Linked DNA regions of Homo sapiens: region 2 is linked to region 1. Evidence: read pairs that join two places in POLR2A ChIA-PET (ENCODE). Cell type or tissue: PC-9. All regions are shown on one strand. Links, peaks and the distances in the headings refer to the core of each region. The heading gives the core; the rest is flanking DNA. Region 1 has its middle 38 kb from the start of LINC02937. Region 2 overlaps AUH (AU RNA binding methylglutaconyl-CoA hydratase).

Region 1 (4,400 bases), core at 259-4,258:
TGGCATGATCTCGGCTCACTGCAACCTCCGCCTCCTGGGTTCAAGCAATTCTCCTGTCTCAGCCTCCTGAGTAGCTGTGATTACAGGCGCCCACCACTACACCCAGCTAATTTCTGGTATTTTTAGTAGAAATGGGGTTTCACCATGTTGGCCAGGCTGGTCTCAAACTCCTGACCTCAGGTGATCCGCCTGCCTCGGCATCCCAAAGTACTGGGATTATAGGCCTAAGCCACCACACCGAGCCACTTTGTGGAATTTTAACTTGCCCTATTCCACTCCCTCTTCCCAGAGCCACACACACCTTGAAAACTAATAGTCTCACACTTACGGCAGCCATGAAAACCAGCAGCCACCATAGGAGAATGAATGTCTTTGTGGCATCCCCAAAGCCCTATTCCCAGAAACTTGTCATTATCTGATATGTCCAGCAGTTCTCTGGTGTTTTAATAATGGGGAAAACCCCCATTCACACGGCTTGTCTTTATTTGACCTAACTTAGGACCTCATTCATTGTAGAGAGCTTTTTCCTGCAGGGTGTTTAAGGAAAAAAATCAGTGATGATTGTTTAGCATCAAAGCTGCCTGAGTTGGGGCAAATAAGAAGCTGACCAAAAAACATAAAAACAGAAACTGGGGAATGAGATGTCCATAGAGGGCTATGAAAAGCTCTGACATATTCCTAGAAATCTAGAAGGCCATGTGCATGTGAGGGCTGTATGCAAGCTCAGGGAAGACTTGAGAAGGCCCTAGCTCTCACCTCTGGCTGACCTTAAGGCTCTGCACAAGGAGGAAGTGAAGGCTAAGGCCGAGTTGCCAATTGCCTGTCAGTGTATTGAAGGCATGCCCCAACATAGAGAGCCCTTCAGCAAGAGCTGGAGATTTACTGGTTCAAGGCATTTAAGGAAATCTGAGTCCAGTCAAGAGCTGAACACTAAAATAACCAAGCAGAGACTTCAGGAACCACACACAACAAAACACACAGAATTAGTTCAGGAAAGTCCATACACAAATAGCAACAATAACAAACAACTGTGAACCTAGGATGGGACAGAGGATCATCTGATTTCTAGAGTTGCCATGTTATATTATTTAAAATGTTCATTACTCAATAAAACATTGTAAGAAATCTAAAGAAATAAAGTATGACTCATACAAGGAACTGAAACATTCAATGGAAACTGTTCCTGAGAAAGCTCAGATGTTAAATGTATTAGAAAATATTTTAAATCAGCTATTTTAAATATATTCAAAGAACTAATGAAAAGTATGAGAATGATGCCTCACCAACTTGGAATATCAATAAAGACAAAACATTTTAAAGAGGACCAAAGAATAATTCTAAAATTGAAATGACAATAACTGTAATGCAAAACCCACTAGATGGTCTCAAAAGCAGATTTGAGATGGCAGAGGAAAGAAGGAGTAAACCCAAAGGCTTATCAATAGAAATTACTAAATCTGAAGAGTAGAGAGAAATAAGATTAAAGGAAAATAATCAAAGGTCTTGTTCAAAGGTCAAGAGACCTATGGGATGCCATCAAGTATACCAACATATGCATAATGGGAGTTCCAGAGAGAAAGGAAAGAGAGAAAGGGGTAGAAAAAGTATTTGAGAAGATAATGGCCAAAAGGTTCCCAAATGTGACAAAGACATGAGTCTACACAACCAAGAGCCCAACAAAACAGAGTCAACTCAAAGAGATCCGCACTGAGACATATTATGCTCAAATTGTCAAAAGACAAAGACAAAAAGAGAATCTTGAAAGCATCAAGAGAGGTGACCCATCATGCACAAGAGATTCACAATAAAATTAAGATAGCTTTTCATCAGAAACCATGCAGGCCAAAAGGCAGTGGGATGACATATTGAAAGTGCTGAAGGAAAAAGGCTTCAATCAAGAACCCTATGACTAACAAAATCATCCTTCAAAAATGAAAGAAAAATTGAGACATTCCAAGATAAATAAAAATTGAGAATTTGTCCCTAGCGGACCTGCCCAACAGGAAATACTAAAGGGAGTGCTTCAGATTGAAATGAAAAGATACTAGAAAGTTACTCAAATCCACAGTTTTTAAAAAAAAGAGTGTTGGTAAAGGTAACTATGTATATAAGAGACAGTGTAAGTATATTTTTCATTTGTAACTTTCATTTCATTTGTAACTTCTTTTTCTCCAATTAAAAGACAACTTCATAAAGCAATAATTATAAACTGTTCTGATGAACTTACAGTGCATAAAGATTTAATGTGTATGACAATAAAAGCACAGAGGATGGGGGAAGATACAATGCTACATAGGAGCAAAGAATTTGTATACTGTTGAAATTAAGTTGGTATTACTCCATAAGATTGTGTAAGTCAAGATGGTAATTGTAATTTCCAGAAAAGCTATTAACAAGTCAAAAACATATAGCAAAAGAAATGACAAAGGAATTAAAATGGTAGTTGAGTACACAGGAAAATATCCATTAAGCACAAAGAAGGTAGTAATGGAGAAAGAAACAAAAAGGCATGGCATGTAGAAAACAAATAGCAAAATGCCAGATATAAACCCTACCTCATCAATAATTATATTAAATGTAAATGGTTAAACACTATAATTAAAAGGCAGAATGAGCCTTTACATTTAAAAACATGACTTGACATTATGCTGTCTACAGGAGATCACTTTAGATTCCAAGACTCAAATAGGCTGAAAGTAAAAACGGGGTAAAATATACTATGCAAAAAGTGACCAAAAGAGAGCTGAAGTGTCTATACTAATATTAGACAAAATAGACTTAAGGATAAAATGGTTAAAATGGATAAAATGGTTACTAGAGAAAAAGCATATTTTATCATGATAAAAGGGTTAATCCATCAAGAAGACATAATTATAATCATATATGCATCTAACAGCAAAGCCCCAAAATACATGAAGTAAATACTAATAGAATTACAGGAATAATAATAAACTATTATGGTTGAATAATAAACAAGTCAACAATAATATGCCTACTTCAGTATCTCACTTTAAAAAATGGATAGAACAACTAGACAAAAGATCAACAAGGAATAAAAGAATGAAACAACAAAACCAAGAAGACCTAACAGACATCTATTGAACACTCCAACAATAGCAGAATATGCATTCTTCCCAAGTGCACATGGAACCTTCTCCAGGATAGACCATATGGTATGCCATAAAACAAGTCTCAATAAAATGAAAAAGACTGAAGTTTATACAAAGTATGTTTGCCAACTATAATGGAATGAAATTTGAAATCAGTAAAAAAAGGAAATTTGGAAATTCACCAGTATGTGGATTAAAGAACACAATCCTAAAAAAAGGGGAGTCAAAGAAAAAATATCACAAGAGAAATTTAAAAATACTTTGAGATGAATGAAAACAAAACCACGTGTCAGAAGTTCAGTAAATCACTAGTTAGACTTAAAGGACTCAGTCATACTCATAGCTATTATTTATTATAGCAAAAGGATACAAAGTAAAAACAGCAAAGGGAAAAAATGCAGGGTAGAGATGGGGGAGACCAGTTGCAAGCTTCCACGGGTCCTCTCCTAGTGGAGTCCCTAGGATGTATTTAATTCCCCAGCAACAAATTATTAATGTAACAACACATGAAATGTTGTGAAATGTTGCCAACATCTCATTAGAGACTGAAAGCCCAGAGTTTTTGCTGGGGGCTAGCCATGTAGGCATATTCCACCTGGCAAATACCCAAATTCCATCTTCCTAAAAAGAAAGCATGTGTTTAGTATAAACCATATGGTTTGTACAGTTTAGATATAACTCTTATAAGGTCTGGGAATGCTGATAAGCTCCCAAAAGCCAGCCAAGGACCAGCCCTGCAATCAATCCTTCCCAGTGATAGCCATTCAGGTCTGCTATGTTAACTCTTTTCTACAAACAACATACCAAAACTTACAGGATGCTGCTAAAGCAGTGCTTAGAGGGAAATGCATAGCTGCAAATGTCTATATTAAAAGGAATAAAGATCTCAAATCAATAACTTAATGTCCTATGTTAAGAAATTAGAAAAATAAAAGCAAACTAAACCTAAAGCAAGCAGAAGGAAGGATATAATAAAGTTTAGAATGGAAATAAATGAATTATGGAATAAGAAAAACCATCAAGAAAAATCAATGACATGAAAAGTTGGTTTTTTGAAAAGATCAGTAAAACTGATAAACCTAGCTAGACTGACCAAGAAACAAAGATAGAAATATTAAAACCAGGAATGAAAAGTTGGGAGTGGGAGTGGGGGGGATTATTATTGACTTTATAGAAATAAAAAAGAATTATAACGGAATACTACAAACAAGTATATGTGAACAAATTAGATAACCTAGATCAAATAGAAAAATTCTTAAAAAGGTACAAACTAGTGAAAGTTCTTCAAAA
Region 2 (4,400 bases), core at 226-4,225, 74 kb after region 1:
TCTGGTGCATAAGCAGTACTCAATAAAATAATTATAGCTGAATATATTTCACAAACTTACAAACCAAAAAAAACTTCACTGTAAAATCAAGTAAGACCTAGTAGGCATAGAACATACTCTAAAGAAATAGGAGAGCAAAATACTGACTACATAACATTTGTACTTTAGCATCAATATACATCACTGACTGGGATTTAGGAGAACAGAACAATACACAGCTGTATCAGTCAAGTTTCTTGGCAGCTAGCAATGGATACCAACTTTAGCTGAAGAAGAATTTGCTGAAAGGTTTTTGGGTGGCCCCCGAAACTACCAGGAATGCTGAAGAATTATGTTCAAAAAGGGCAAAAACCAGTAAGACACCATGAAGCAGGACTGAAGCCCCAAGCCACACCCGAGAGGCCCACTTCTGATAAGGACCCTGCTGCCCTGGGCAGAGACAAAGCTGCTGAAACTCAGCAGGGACCCAGAGATTTGGAAAGGGGGATTAAGATGCCGGCAAGGTTAAAAACACACACATGCACACAAAAAGGTTCACTATAGTCATGGTGTACAACACCCTTCACTTGAGTACTTAGTATAAACATCAAAGAGAAAACTCTTCCAGGTATTCCTTGTAACACAGTTATCTCCTAATAGCTGCTATAGGAGCTATTGGTGATGACAGGATTCCACTATAACTGACTAGTATGAAAGTGTTAAGGTTCAGTGGCTATTAATTAGCACTGTAAGTGAAAATAGTTGAAAAACTATGATAAATTTCACATATTTGAACAGCAATTTAGATTTCTGCAATATCAACTGGCATTGAAAATGTTACATTTATTTAAGGTCGCTCAAAATAAAGGTACCAAATTGAAGTATTTAAAACCCTCTGTCTTTATAACAGATGTTTTTAAGGCATCAAAAATAACATGCATATGTGTACATTCATGAGGCAAATCAGTAAAAAATAATTACACAGTGGCCCCCAAACCAGGCATTGGCAGGGGGATACCTCCAGTTCCAGAGCAATCACTGACAAACAAATTCAGTGGTTTGCATCTTAAAAGGATCTGAGCTCTTTGACGAACAATTTTTGCCACTTTAATTCTGCACAGCCATAAAACACAAATAATTCCAGAATCTTAATATACTTTCTTTTCTCTCTTCTCAGAGGTGGAAAAGGGCTGACCAGGTATATTTGAATTTAAGAAAGACAATCTGTTCTTTTGAGTCTAAGGATTAAAAATAACGGGCACACAAGAGAAGGTCTCTCTCAAGGTGTTATGTAGGGCAGGGAAACAGGTACTGAAACTGTGCCTATTGAAAAGCAAACTACAGCAACAAAAGAAATGGAAACAGAATACAAACGTGCAAAGCATACTGATTATTAGCAGAAACAAATCCAAAAAAAATATATAAGCCTATTTTCTGGGTATGCCTCCTAAAAATCCTAGAAAATACAAAATATAGAGAAAATCATTTTATTTCATTTAACAAATATTTACTAAGCACCTATCATGTAATGAGCAATGGGCTAGATACTGTTAATACAGTAGTCAATCAAATGAAACAGTTCCTTCCCTACTGGCACTCAGAGTGTTATGATGACACATCAATGACCTCATCAGCACTAGCAAAGAGGTGAAACTGCAAACTGGAAGATGACAGGATGTTATAAGGTTCTTATTTCAATACCTAAGGATGTGTTCTTAATATACTTGAATTAAAAACTCAAATCCTTTAGGATTTTACAATACAGTACTTATTTTCTGTTGAATTACTAGTAGTAGTTGTAAGCCTTATGAATAATTAGCAAAAAATGTATAACTGCAAAGTCAAGTGTATAAAAATTGAGAAAGTAAATATCAGATTGGCAACTCAATTTATATTTCTAAATAACAGAGGACTTAATCCACATTAAATAAATCTTTATGTAGGTTAACAACAACAAGATGAAAGTGAACTTCAGATAAGGAAGATAAACATCTACTAAACAGTCAAATATATAAAATTAAAGCATAGAAAAGGCCCCAGATCCATAAACCTGGCTAACCAAGCTTCACCTAAGGTTCCTGTTCAATTTTGCTAAAGAAGGCTATATGACCAATCCTAGGAGAATTAAACTTCCTTAGTAGTTCAAAATGATGCTATATCTGAAACTTGCTCTCTAAGGGAAATTAAACTGAACTAGTTGCTCCTAACCACACAGAAGAGAGTAACAATTAGGCAAGGAAGGGGCTGGGATAGCAAAAGAGAAAAAAGGACATCCATTAACACTAAAACACATTAAGTTACAGTAACAATGATGACTAGTACAACACACACTGGGTGGTGATCTACCAGAACCCTTTCAAAGCCTTCTACATGTATTCATTCCTGTCATCCTCCCAATGCCACTATAAAATATGCATGACCACTCTTGCACTTAAGGATTAGGACAGAAACACAGAGAGGCAAGTCACTTTCCCAAAAGGCCACAGAGCAAAGTTTCAGATCCAGGCAGCCCTGCTCCAGGGCTCCAAATCACCACGGAGCAACAGGTGAGGTTAGTGGTTTTGTAACAGCCCATATTTTCTCAATCTCTTTTTGAAACACTGATGTGATACATGACTGATTTCAAAGTAGCTCATTTTAAATATTAGGCATTCTTGGACCTGTGAAAAATTAATCTTAGAGGAGCTCTATGGTGATTTCTCATTTTTCAAACACTTGCTTCTGGCTGGGAATAGAACGGGAACTTCCCTAGGCATGTTTAAAGTTGGCCATAAAAAAAGGTAATGCAAAAGTACAGTTAGATAATTAAATAAGTGTTCTCAACCACTTGACAGAGTGAATCTTAACACGGCATCAGGTAAAAGTTTGCTCCTTTGTTTTCATAAAATGTCAACCACTTCAACAGGCCAAATCTCCAAGCCGAACAGAAATCCCATAACTTATCACCCAAAAGGATGACTATGGCCATTTCCAGAGGCTTTCTCTGCCACTGAAATGCTAGTGATCAAGTGTAATTATTAACAGGTCAAGGAATAAATTGATTCCAGGGCAGTGGAAATTATGTTGATGAAATGAAAAGTGGTCTTGCTGACAATGCATTATCATTTCTAGACAGCACATCTGAACATCAAATCTCACATCATGGAGATGTGCCAAATGCCAGTGACCTAGTTTCATTAGGGTGGGAAAGATAGAGCAATCTATCCTTTGAGACTAGTACCAAAATAGCTTTCTAAAATACAGCTTCATGCATTAAAGGTTTTAAGTGATTGTCCATGGAAGGACAAAAGTAATAACCAGAGCCAATATCAAATACAAATTTCCTTTACGTACCCCATAAGCTAATGGGGTACATAATATTATCTGCATTTCAAAATTTGAAAAAAAAATTAGGAACAGGTCGAGCGCGGTGGCTCATGCCTATAATCTCAGCATTTTGGAAGGCCAAGGCAGGCGGATCACTTGAGACCAGGAGTTTGAAACCAGCCTGGCCAACATGGTGAAACCCTATCTCTACTAAAATTGCAAAAACATTAGCCGGGTGTGGTGGCGGACGCCTGTAATCCCAGCTACTTGAGAAAGCGAAGCACAAGAATCCACTGAACCCCAGAGGCAGAGGTTGCAGTGAGCTGAGACTGCAGATGACAGAGTAAGACCCTGTCTCCCAAAAAAAAAAAAAAAAGAGTATTGCATATACAAAATTGTTATTAATGTGAATTCTCAAAAATATGGCCTATGTCTATCTACAGAGTAATGTGACTTTAATAAAATTATTTTGGACTCTTTTTCCAAACAATAACAAACGAGAACAAAACACTGTAACAGGTCATTATTTTTTCGAAACTCAACAAAGGTTACTGACTCACTTTGCAGCGCCACATCTAAAGAAAAATGCAAGTAATGAAACACTAAACTTTTTTTAAAAAAGGATCTTTATGTGATATGCACAGAAAAACATAAACACTGAACTTACAACATAGCACCATGGAAACAAAACCTGTCACCTTATACACTGGCAAGACTCAAGAACAATAGCTTATAGAACATAGAGGACAAGAAACAAGTCTGGAAGACAATGGGTTTATAAAATATGTTTGCCATGTGGTTTTCTTCCCCAAGTAAAGAATGTGAAAATGGGATAAAATCACCTCTTAAAAGAAATGTATTATACAACACCTGTAATGCCAGCACTTTGGGAAGCTGAGGTGGGAAAATCGTTTGAGCCCAGGAGCTCAAGACCAGCCTGGGCAATATAGCAAGACACTCATCTCCACAAAAATTTTTTTAAAAAACCAGCCAGGTGTGGTAGGGCATACCTGTAATCCCAGCTACTTGGAATGCCGAGATGGGAAGATCAGTTGAGCCCAGGAGTTCCAGGTTACAGGGTAAGACCCTATCTCTAAAAATTAATACTAAGATTT

The links. Peaks named below come from ENCODE experiments on the same cell type or tissue, not always from the same donor. Only the 100,000 strongest peaks of a DNase experiment are listed, where the experiment ranks them.
Region 2: POLR2A ChIA-PET joins it to region 1 with 5 read pairs; 2 of 35 experiments call an interaction of 5 or more read pairs at or near these places.

What each region holds. Positions count from the first base shown.
Region 1 is chr9:91,199,164-91,203,563 of GRCh38, forward strand. No RefSeq gene overlaps it. Among named protein-coding and RNA genes, the nearest start is that of LINC02937, 38 kb to the left of the region's middle. In PC-9, for the core only: no CTCF peak of the experiment used is centred there; no DNase peak of the experiment used is centred there; H3K27ac peaks cover 765 bases.
Region 2 is chr9:91,272,770-91,277,169 of GRCh38, forward strand. All of the region lies in intron 6 of AUH (AU RNA binding methylglutaconyl-CoA hydratase), which reads right to left. Among named protein-coding and RNA genes, the nearest start is that of AUH, 87 kb to the right of the region's middle. In PC-9, for the core only: no CTCF peak of the experiment used is centred there; no DNase peak of the experiment used is centred there; H3K27ac peaks cover 1,160 bases.